Regions from separate parts of the Homo sapiens genome. Here regions 1 and 3 are each linked to region 2. A link is a contact called in ENCODE Hi-C or POLR2A ChIA-PET data. All regions are on one chromosome and are shown on one strand. The core of a region is the stretch at or near the end of the contact, and the rest is flanking DNA. Distances in the headings are between cores, read along the strand shown. Region 1 holds the start of PCNX1 (pecanex 1). Region 2 holds the start of SRSF5 (serine and arginine rich splicing factor 5). Region 3 holds the start of MAP3K9 (mitogen-activated protein kinase kinase kinase 9).

Evidence for each region. A loop is a pair of places that touch in the nucleus more often than their neighbours do. ChIA-PET counts read pairs that join two places held with the same protein, here RNA polymerase II (POLR2A). Pooled maps may share reads with other maps.
Region 1: a loop to region 2 is called in a map of endothelial cell of umbilical vein, with 34 times the contacts of the local background. The contact joins the promoter of PCNX1 here to the promoter of SRSF5 in region 2. A Hi-C loop is called at or near these places in 3 of 168 maps with a recorded cell type or tissue (B cell, ascending aorta and endothelial cell of umbilical vein) and 14 of 50 pooled maps. POLR2A ChIA-PET finds 5 or more read pairs at or near these places in 1 of 52 experiments (activated CD4-positive, alpha-beta memory T cell).
Region 3: a loop to region 2 is called in a map of PC-9, with 8 times the contacts of the local background. The contact joins the promoter of MAP3K9 here to the promoter of SRSF5 in region 2. A Hi-C loop is called at or near these places in 4 of 168 maps with a recorded cell type or tissue (B cell, CD8-positive, alpha-beta T cell, PC-9 and 1 more), 3 of 37 single-sample maps with no recorded cell type and 15 of 50 pooled maps. POLR2A ChIA-PET finds 5 or more read pairs at or near these places in 2 of 52 experiments (activated CD4-positive, alpha-beta memory T cell and activated CD8-positive, alpha-beta T cell).

Annotation. Positions count from the first base shown.
Region 1 is chr14:70,905,313-70,908,928 of GRCh38, reverse strand. It overlaps PCNX1 (pecanex 1), which reads right to left and starts at 1,470. Exons shown (of 36, transcript NM_014982.3): 1 at 926-1,470. The coding sequence starts at 1,078. RefSeq lists silencers at 318-657, 818-1,157, 1,378-1,567.
Region 2 is chr14:69,765,565-69,769,408 of GRCh38, reverse strand. SRSF5 (serine and arginine rich splicing factor 5) reads right to left here and starts at 2,267. Exons shown (of 8, transcript NM_001320214.2): 1 at 2,154-2,267; 2 at 1,127-1,271; 3 at 735-805; 4 at 513-611; 5 at 158-227. The coding sequence starts at 1,252. It overlaps LOC100289511 (a long non-coding RNA gene), which reads left to right and starts at 1,696. Exons shown (of 1, transcript NR_029378.1): 1 at 1,696-3,126. RefSeq lists enhancers at 1,341-1,390, 1,387-2,151, 2,261-2,310, 2,351-2,400.
Region 3 is chr14:70,807,471-70,810,878 of GRCh38, reverse strand. MAP3K9 (mitogen-activated protein kinase kinase kinase 9) reads left to right here and starts at 1,366. Exons shown (of 12, transcript NM_001284230.2): 1 at 1,366-2,113. The coding sequence starts at 1,708. MAP3K9-DT (MAP3K9 divergent transcript) reads right to left here and starts at 2,095. Exons shown (of 2, transcript NR_184164.1): 1 at 1,592-2,095. RefSeq lists a silencer at 1,165-1,804 and an enhancer at 2,745-2,804.

The DNA.
Region 1 (3,616 bases), core at 221-2,720, 1.1 Mb before region 2:
TTTCCCTAACGCCCCACCCTAACCTGTGCTTTAGAAACTGCGCTTAACAACTTTCAATGTTGCTTTAAAAACACAGATGATTCAGAGAAGCTGATCGCACCGAATTCAGCAACAGGCAGTACTCTCTCTCCCTACTCCTATCCGCCAAAGGCCTTGAACCAAGCCAAACAAATCTGCTGAAATGCCAGCCAGATTCCCCGTTATCTCCCCGCTCCCTCCCCCCAGGGAGGCCAGGAAGCACCACGGCCACCGGCCACGGGGCCGAACAGAGAAGAACCGCTGCGAAGCACAACAACGGTTTTTTAGAGGCAGGAGGGTTCCGAGCCGGGTTTTCAGCCACCACCCAGGACCCCTGGAGGACGAGCCCGGACGACCCCCACACACACTCGGAGCAGAGCCGCACGGTCCCCCGCGCTCCCGGGGCTCCGCACGCGGATTAGCGGCGAGGCGGCGGGCGGCCTCTCCCGGGAGCCCCGGACGAGGGCCGCGGCGGGGGCGGGCAGTGCCGGATGCCGGGCGCCCGAGGAACCCAGCGTGCCAAGGATGGATGCGGCGTCCCCTAAAGCCGCAGAGCGCTCGGCGCCTGCCACACAGCCCCACGGGCGGGGGGCCCCGGCGGGGACGGCCTAGCCGAGTGGCCGCAGGAGGGAACCCCGAGAAGGGGCCTAGGACGCTGCCGCTTCCCAGTGAGCGGGCGGGGGCGGCCGGCGCGGGTTGCCGTGGGCTCGTTGCTCGTGTCACCTCCGAAACCAGGAAAGCCCCGAAGAGAGGAGTGGGAGCACGCAGTGGGGGCGGGGAGCCTCACACCGAGAGGGTGGCGGCCCCCGGGGGACGAGACCCCGTGGAAGAGGAAGAGGGCGCGACCCCAGCATCTCCCCACCGGCTCGCGGGGAAGGAGCCACCCGCTCCCCGCCCCCACACTCACCATGTAGAGGGTGAAGGGCAGGCCCAGCAGAAAGAGCCACAGGTAGAGGTGCAGCGCGTTCACGAAGGTGGCCTGGTGCGGGTCGTAGTACCAGCCCCCGCTGAGCGCGGCCCACACCCCCTGTCGGAGGATCTGCAGCGTCTGCGACCCCATCCCCACCCGGCGCCGCCGCCGTCGCCGCCGCCGCCGCCGCCGTCCCCGCCCCGGCCCCAGCTCGGCCTCGGTCGCCGGAGCCTGCAGCTGCCCCGTCTATCCACCTCCGGAGCTCCGGGTGAGCGAGCCGGCGCTTCGGCGGTCGCTGGTGCTGCTGCAGGAGGAGGAGGAGGCAGCAAACGAGGAGGAGGAGACCCGAGAGGAGGAGGCGGCGAGCGGCGGGGCGGAGGACGGCGGAGAGGAGGAGACCGGCCTTCTGAGAGCCGCCGCCATCTTGTCTCCTAACACCCGGAGCCGCGGCCCGGCCCCCGCCACCCGCGGCCCGCCAGCGCCCCCACTGCCGCCGCCGCGACCCCCGCCGGCCGCCAGCCCTGGGCCAGGCAGAGAAAGAGGCCCGGCGCCAGGGAGCGACCGAGAGGAAGCCGCGCCCCCTCCAGCTCCTCCTCTCCGCTCCCTCCGCCCCCTGGGCCGGCTACGGTGCGCGCCGCGCCTGGTCCGCCGCGGGCGCCTCCTGCCGACGTCCGGGAGAAGCGCGCGTCAACGCGGCCGGGGTTCAGGGCCCCGGGGGCTGCGGAGGTGGCTGAGACGCGGCTGGCTGGTCCGGAGGACCCCATTCTGCCCCTGGTAGGCCCCCTGGCAAGTTCGCCTACGAGTCTCTAAACGGGGTCTTTCTGACTCCGAAACTAACAGATCTTGACTCCAGAAAAGCGTCCTGCCTGTCATTTATGATATTTGTGAAAGACCTAGGAACAACTGAAGCTAACACCTGAGATACTGAAGGCCTGGAAGAGTTAGGTACGGCTGATGACACTGTTGAAAAGTCATAAACGCACCCAAGTTGAGCAAGAACTGTGTTGGCCCGTGTGTGAGAAAAAATAGCCACGTCCAGACTGGGAGAATTTACTACTTCCAAAGACAAGTTAATAGAAGCGGCACAGGACATGGAAGTATGGAGTGGACAGGTTACCATTTGTACGCGGTGATTGTATTTTTAAATGTGCTGTAACTAGCAGCCATTTTTATTAATGGGCCAATCTAAACAGGGTTGAAAAAGATTAACCGTGACGCCACCCCAAATTACAATAGGGTCTTGTAGATCTCTTTTTATAGCTGTAAAAACGGAATCATTCTTGGCTCTGTGTAATGTTTATAAGGCGTGTCTGATCTCACTGAATAAAATTTTATAGAAAAGTTTGAAATTTGAGTTTATTGAAGTTTGGCTTTTATGGCAATAAAAGTACTGTGTATTCCCAGATTACAGTTGCTATAATTAATGAGGGAAACAAGAGCCAAAGGAAACTGGTGATATTTTAAGAAGAGTAATGAAAAACCGTTACAATACCTCCCAGTGCCATACCACTTTATAGTTGCTCAGACACTATCACACCCATTCCATTCAGACCTCAGGACAACCCTTTGAGGGCAGCATAGCAGCTATTGTTATTTTATGGATGAGAAAACCTGTAAACTCAAGTAAGTGATTGGCCAAATGCTTATGGCCACTTATTGCTCATAAGCAATAAGTGGTTGAGAACTCTAAAACCAGCAGTCATGCTAACTGCATGCACTGAACTTTGGAAGTTCATTTCTCAAGGCTCTCCACCTTATTATCCATTTCAGGTAAAAGTTTGAATTGATTAAGAACAGTTCAGCACCTTCTGGTTATCTGTGACCAGCTTAAATACATGACCAGTTTTCGTCAAAGTGCAAATTCTTAGGGCATCATTCTATAGACACTCTGTGGGGTGGTACCCAGCAATCTGTTTTAACAAGTCCTCCGGAGGATTCTAATGTAGCTTACCACTGTAGAACACCACACCATCCCTAGCCTTGATTTGTTTATGTCCTTATAACCACAAAGCCACTGAGTTCCAGTAAGATACCTTGAAATTGAGAGCTGTGAGTAAACACTGGACAAAATATACTTTAAAATATATTTGTATATCTAAAAGCAAAATTATGATTAAATAATGCAATTTTACAATTAAAATAGTGGCCTTGAAGCTGGTGTCATAGATACCAGCTATTGTCAAGTTTTCATTTGTTTCCCCTAAAGGAGACAGGAAAGCTCTCTGGGAAGGTTTTGGAAGTAATCCCAACCTTTCCAACACAAAGAAAGATGTAAACAAGGATAAAATTCCAATACCACATCAGTTTCCACAACAGCAAAGATCCGCTATGGTTTAATATAAAAGGATTAACTGTAATGAGGGTGAGGTGGATGGGGAGAAATGGAAACTAGAACCAGATACATCCGTGGAATCGGAGGCCAACCCAGCTGGCGTGATAAACGTTCAGCCAGAATGCAGTATCTGGAGGATATGGAACCGGCAGCAGGCCAGGAAGGCAGCCGGCATCAGGCCTGTTAAACAGAGAATGTGGGTGTTGTAAGCCAATGGACAGCTGGAACACATAGCCTTGGAAAATCCAGGAGTGGGCAAAAATTGGGAAATCACGGCAAGCCTTGAGAAAGTGTGTTGCTTATAGCAAGGCCCCAGCTTCAGTGCTGGGGTTTTCTAGGTCTGCCCTTTCGTTTCT
Region 2 (3,844 bases), core at 1,018-3,517:
ATATCCCCCAAATTACATTTAATTAAATGTTTAAAATTACAATTCCATTAAATCCATTAATTTAAAACTACTTTTAATAAAACAATACAACATTAGCTACCCATTAACTTTTTTAAAAAGCCACATCAAAATAACTCAAAACTGTATTTCAACAAACCTGCCAGCTGACTCTTGAGGATAAATTCTCAACTATAAGACGATTTTCTGTTCTTACAGGTGGAGCATTTCTGAGGAAGAAAATTCGTATTCACAATGGAAGAAATGCAATGACAGCACTTGTGTTCAACTGTGGGCAAGTTCAAGCCATCAGATATCACAAGCCATTCTAATGACTTCCGTCAATAGATTTGTGTTCTATGACTCATATAGATTCATCAAGAACAACTGGCTAACGTGGGAATAGAAGAACAGATTATACGGCAGGACCCAAAATCATCACTGCTAATGACTCCTGAATCTTAAATGCTACCCCTACAATAATTGTTCAATGCAGCCATCCACCCTTCACATACCGTCTATCATTTCGAGGTCTGCGACTACTAAAACGGTCAGAGTATCGTCCTCTACCTCTTCCACCTCGTGACCGAGCCCTAGCATGTTCAATAGTAACCCTACAAAAAGGGAAGAAAAATCTCCGTTACACACTTAAGCTACATAAATCTACTTAGAAAAATATGCCAGCAGACCCAGTCTGCTCTATGTCCCAGGGTTATCTAGTTACACAGGAATCTCACCTTTCACTACAGAGTTCTTTTCCATCAAGCTCATACACAGCATCATCTGCATCCCTTGGATCCTCAAATTCCTAAAATGTAAGCATAAGACTCTTAACATTGGCTTTAGAAGAGTATTCTACAACACATTAAGAGCACTGAAATCAGGAGACAGAATGGGAAGAGTATCTTAACGACACTGCCATACAGTCAAACCTAATCAAGGAGCCACTGGGAGTGGGGTTCCAGTGAGCCGGCAAGTTAAAGTTGTTTTCAGCCTCAATAAAATTCAGACATAAGGCTGGGTAACATTTTCTGAAGGCAAATATTCCACCCGGACTCAAGATCGAAAACAACTGCTTATCAAAACTCTACCTACTTAGCAGATAATTCACCCAGTTCTAAATACTTACCACAAAACCAAAGCCTCTTTTCAGATCAATATCTCTTATCCGTCCATATCCCTTGAAGAATCTTTCCACGTCCTTCTCCCTGGCCGCTGGATTTAGTCTCCCGATGAATACCCGACAGCCACTCATGATGTCCGGCTAGTACTTCCTATTAGAAAGTAATTCAATCGAGATAATAGCAATGACTGTCACAGAGAAACGCCTGATTAAACAATCAAAAACATCAACGGCATAAAATGTTTACACAGTGATGTTATGAACGAGATTGCCAACAGAGCCTCTAATGAGGCCAGGTTACCTGCAGACAAAATGAAAACCCAGCTCCCTCCCAACACGGTCCGCTACTGGGCCCAGACCGCAGCAACCGCAACGCCCACTGCCACCTTTCCAACTGCGCAGCCGCACACTCTCCGGGCTCTCCGGCCCCCTCCCATCTGCCGCAGTTAGGAAAGGCCGAGAAGTGCGGGCGGAGCCGCCCGCGCCCTCCGCAAAGCCAGCCCAATGGCGGCCTCGCGGGCGCGTCACAGCGGGTGGAAGCCAGAATCTCGCGACGCCTCGACCGCGCCTGCGCCAACAGCAGCGGGCGGGCGCTCTGCGGCCACAAAATGGCGGCGGTGGAATCAAAGGCAGCAGAGCTGCGCGTGCCAAATTCCCTCTTCCCTTCTCCTCCCAGCAACCCCCTTCTCGGGGGTCACTGCGGCCGCCCTACAAAAGGCCCAGCCGCATCGCCAGCAAAGTCAGGGAGATCCCGGCCCACTATTCTACGTGTCCAGGAGATGAAGACATTAAGACTGGCAGGGACGGGCGCACAACCGCTGTGTAAAAACGACCCGAACAGTGACCGCCCTTTCACCTCAGTACCCCTCAAACAGTATGCCAAAAGGGAGACGTGCCCCAGCGCCCACCTCGAATCAACTGCGCTCATTAGACGCCATCCTCCGCAAAGAGAGCAGCCCCGGCCGCTCACGATCTGAGCGGCCATGAAGAAGCCTCGATCCGAGAAGGCTTGCCCTCAAAGTGAGCCACTCACCTACCGGACGGGGTCTTTGGCGGCTGAGACCCAGACAGGTCCGTAGTCTGCGACGGAGTCGTCGACCTCCACGCAGACCAGGACTTAACTCGTCTACGCCACTCCACAACTGACGCACTTAGCAGCTCTGGCGCTCCACAAAATGGAGGGCGCGTCCTACGTCACTTCCGGGGACGCCCCTGGGCCTTGGGTCCACCCCGTTGGACCTAGGGAAGACGGAAGTTTTGGGAGGGCCGGAAATTTAGGAGGATGTGGGCCTCTCTGACACTGCGAGTGACCGAACCCTGCTCCCGCGGTGGGTGGGGTCGGGGGCGAGAACTCGTTTGGGCTCGGCCGGCTGGTGCCGGAGTCTGGAGGGACATCTGTTGACGTCGTTCGCCCCTGCTAAGTCCTTGGCGTTCGGTTCATCATCATCTCTCCCAGAAGAGTCTCCTGAGAAAAGTGGCAACCCTTCTTGTATCTAAAGTTTTTCTTAGACACCCAGAAGATTACTAATTAGGAGAAACTTAGCTTTGCAGAAATACCTGGCCTTTCCTTAGCTCTTGCTGCTTGCAATTTAAATTTGCCCTCAAAGCAGGGAGCTCCTAGATGTTCGAGTTCTTTTTTCAACCATGCCACAGCTGTGTGGTTTTGTTGTGGTGAGAAGACTAAGGCACTGAAGTATTTTTTAAATGAAAGGATTTTCACTGATGAAATGTTGAAAATGGGACTGCAGCTAGAAGGCTGTCTTGAATTGAGGCTGGAATACAGATTTCTGCATGTCCGTCACTCTGGGAGAGTGGCTGGAAGAGGTTTCAAGCTGTTTTTTGTTGTTTTTTTTGAGACAGTCTTGCTCTGTCGCCCAGGCTGGAGTGCAGTGGCGCGATCTGGGCTCCGCCTCCCGGGTTCACGCCATTCTTCTGCCTCAGCCTCCCGAGTAGCTGCGACTACAGGCGCCCGCCACCACACCGGCTAATTTTTTTGTATTTTTAGTAGAGACGGGGTTTCACCGTGTTAGCCGGGATGGTCTCGATCTCCTGACCTCGTGATCGGCCCGTCTCGGCCTCCCAAAGTGCTGGGATTACAGGCATGAGCCACCGCGCCCGGCCTCAAGCTGCTTTTAAGTCCAAATGGTATTTGGTTAATCCTCTCCGTTCAGATTTCTGTAATGTAACACATGAAAGTTTACAATTCTTTAGAAACAGACAATGCCGTGCTTTCAAAGTGGGTGTAAAACACAGCCCTCCATATTAACTCCCGCGTTGTCCCGATAAGGTTGGTAGACCTAGAAACTTAGGCATAAAGAGATTGCTTAACTTCGCTTTAATGCTTTTATGTAGAACCCAGTGCACCCCATTTTTGAGAAGTGCCTGGAATGTGGAGTTGCATGCTTGCAACTAGAGTTAAACAGAGAAAAAGTAGTTCCGGAAGGAGAGCAACTGACCCTTAACTCGACCTCAGGGGCCTTTAGGCACTCAGAACTGAAACTTGGATAGTTTGTAAGGGATAAGCTTGTCCATTCATAGTTATATGTACAAATAAAAAGAGCCTCAGTGAAGTTAGTTACCTATAATGTGGGAGTTAAGGATGGGTTTATAACACAATATGTATTTAATGTATTTGTTCAATGAAAAGAAAAAAATGTTACCTAGTTGTTGGCCTGATGAACATTGGCATTTTATAATGCACAAATTGTCCCAAACCAGTTGGTA
Region 3 (3,408 bases), core at 117-2,616, 1.0 Mb before region 2:
AGTTCAAGACGAGCCTGTACTTCCAGCTACTCGGGAGGGTGAGGTGGGAGGATGGCTTGAGCCTAGGATGTTGAGGCTGCAGTGAGCCGAGATTGCGCCACTGCACTCTGGCCTGGACAACAAACTGAGACCCTGGAAGAAAAGAAAAGAAAAGAAAGGAAAAGAAAAGAAAAGAAAAGAAAAGAGAAAAAAAGATCAGAGAACCTTTCTTACTGGAAGTCAACGTTGCCACGACAGGATTAAAGCAAGAAGAAACATTATGGGCCTCCTATCTCGTCCTTAATGTTCAAAACGCAGGGTATAGCAAAGCATATAGGAAGAGGTCGTCCTCACTCGTGAACTCAGCATCGGGTTCTACGTTTATTCTGCTTTGGTTCTTCTTAATCTGACCTCTATAGACTTCGCCACGATCCAAGGTGTAATTCCAACAGGCAAAAGAAGTCTAAGGATTGTCGAAAAGGTGGCTCCCTTCAGACAGACCAAGCCCAATTCATGGCAGCGTTCCCAGCCCCAGTTTGAAGCTCAGTAAGGTGGTCTCTTGCCTTTCTGAATTCTGAAAAAAGAGTGGTATTGGAATCTCTTCTTACCGGAACCCAGGAGAGGGCGAGCTGTGGTGCAGTCCTCATAAAGGGGAGAACTGTAGTTTTCAGAGTTCTAATGAACATCCCAATGGGCCTAAAAGGCTTCAATAAGAGATGAAAGGTTCCGGGTGAGAGTGGGCGTGGGCGAAGCTGATCCCTCTAGGTCGGACTAAGGCAGAGCCAGATCCAAGAGGGAGAATCCAACTGTAAAAGGGATCTGGGGAAGAAAGAGCTCTGTTGGGGGTGCAGCCGGATGAAGAACACCGGTGCTGCTCAGTGCAGCCCCTACCCATCCATGGCAAACAAAGGCAGCTGCCTCCCTTCCAGCCTTTTAGTTTGAATGAAGGCTCAGTATTACCTTTTAGGATCCACCCTTCCCTTCTCACGCACCCAATGAGGCCGGAGCCTCTTCCTGCCGGGAGGTGCTGAACTCTCCCAGGAAACGGACAGGTGCCGCGAGCCAATGGAGGGAGCTGCGGCGGGCCAGTGGGCGGGAAGAGTGGGTCGACCTGGGTTTGAGAATGACAGAGCCCGCAATGGGGGAGGGCACGGTGCGACGGCGGCGCAGGGGGTGAGAGGGACCTGCGAGACGGCCAGCTAGGCTGCCCCAACCACGGCGGAGGAACCGGGGACTGGGCGGCCGCAGCCAATGGGAAGGCAGCGGGCGCGGGGCGGGGCGGGCGTGGGGCGGAGCCCCCTGGGGTCCGCAGGGCTGGGGCGGAGCCAGGCCCGCGTCAGGTGGTCCCGGCGAGCTGGCGGTGCGGGGGGCGGGGCACGGCACGGCGCGGAGAGGAGAGCGGCGGCCGGCTGGCAGCGGCGGGCACCGGCTGCGCGAGCAGGTACCGGCGGCAGAGGTGACGAGGCCGCCCCCGGGGGGGCGAGCGGGCAGGCGGGGACTCGGCCCGCTGCGCCCCTAGGCTGCGCGAAGAGCTCGCGCTCGGCGCTCTTCTCGTACCGCGGTAACAGCGCCGGCGAGCCGGCTCTCCCAGCCCTGCCAGCCCGGGCCCTACCTGCGGCCGCCGTCGTTGGGGGGGGGTCCTCCCAGCTCTGCGGAGGCGCATGAACAATAGGCGGCGGCGGCTCCTGCGGGCGGCGGCGGCCCCGCACCCTATGGATCGGCCGCTCCATGGAGCCCTCCAGAGCGCTTCTCGGCTGCCTAGCGAGCGCCGCCGCTGCCGCCCCGCCGGGGGAGGATGGAGCAGGGGCCGGGGCCGAGGAGGAGGAGGAGGAGGAGGAGGAGGCGGCGGCGGCGGTGGGCCCCGGGGAGCTGGGCTGCGACGCGCCGCTGCCCTACTGGACGGCCGTGTTCGAGTACGAGGCGGCGGGCGAGGACGAGCTGACCCTGCGGCTGGGCGACGTGGTGGAGGTGCTGTCCAAGGACTCGCAGGTGTCCGGCGACGAGGGCTGGTGGACCGGGCAGCTGAACCAGCGGGTGGGCATCTTCCCCAGCAACTACGTGACCCCGCGCAGCGCCTTCTCCAGCCGCTGCCAGCCCGGCGGCGAGGACCCCAGTTGCTACCCGCCCATTCAGTGTAAGGCGAAGGCGGGGCCGGGCGGGGAGGGGGAATGACGGAGGCCTGGGGGGCGGTCGGGGAAGGGGGGAGCACTGCGCGAGGGCTGGGATGAGGGCGGGGGGTGGGGAGGACGATTGACCTGGGTGTGGGTGGCGCGCGCTTAGGCTGCCCGGGCTTTGCTTGCTGGATAAGCTCGAGACGCCTCAGGCCCTGCCCGCACTTCAGACGCTTGGGCTTCTTCACCTTCAGTTGGCCACCTCAGCAGTGGCTCCCGATTTCCACATCCTGAAGTCCCAGTCTGAGAATTTGCCAGTTTCCCAGTCCCTTCTCTTACCCACCCCCCCGCCGCCCCCCATTCCCAATCTGGAAGTGTTTATGGCAAGATGGTGGTTAGTGTCCTAGCCTTAGTCCCCAAATCAGGGACCTTGCCACCACCTCTTCTAACGCCTGTCCCCGCCTCCTAAAGGCATTTGCTTTCAAAGAGATGGGGGTGTCTCCGCAGGGCTGAGCTGGCTCACAAGTCCCGGAAGCATGTGTGAACTCAAGGCTCAGTTGCCTGTAAAATGTCGGGTTGATTTCTTGGATCCTATTTCTTATATCTCAGAAGTTGTACCTTTAGGAGTCTCACTGATTAATGTGCTAAGAGGGATGTGTGTGTTGAGAGTGGGGGTGAGACAAGTGATGATTAGAGAGGAAAAAGTATGTCGTTCCCCCATGGGAGATCAGGATTGCAAGGTACAGTGGCTGAATCCCAGTCCTTTGACAGTGAGGCTGTTTGGGAAATACATTTTCTTCTTTCTTCTCATTCTAGATCCTTGCCTATCTTTGGAACTGGTCAAATCTCAGGGGGACCATGCTCAGGGGTCCCTCCCAGGGCCTTTCTCCCAGTGTCCTGGTTTCCGTCAATTTTCCAGGAGCCCCATATTTCATACCCTATAATGAAATCTTCTTTTTTTTTCAAGGGAGTTAAATTGCCATCACAATCCCTTAATCATACTAGTTTATTTCAGAAAAAAACATGTAAATATCTCTTTAGTGCAGTTTACACTATTTTGTATTTGAGAGTTTCCATAATCTCTTATCTGTTAAAAAGGTATTGTTAATATGTATTAATTACTGTTTATTCCTTATTTTGTATACTTTCATCTTAGTTGATTTTTTAAAACGTCATTAGCAAGGACCAACTTTAAATATTTAAATATTAAGATTTCCTTTGTAACAGTTACGTTTTTGGCTCTGTAAGTTATTTTTTACCCCAGCAATTGTGTTACTTTAATCTTGAGTTTTTTTGTTTTTTTGAGACAGTCTCGTTG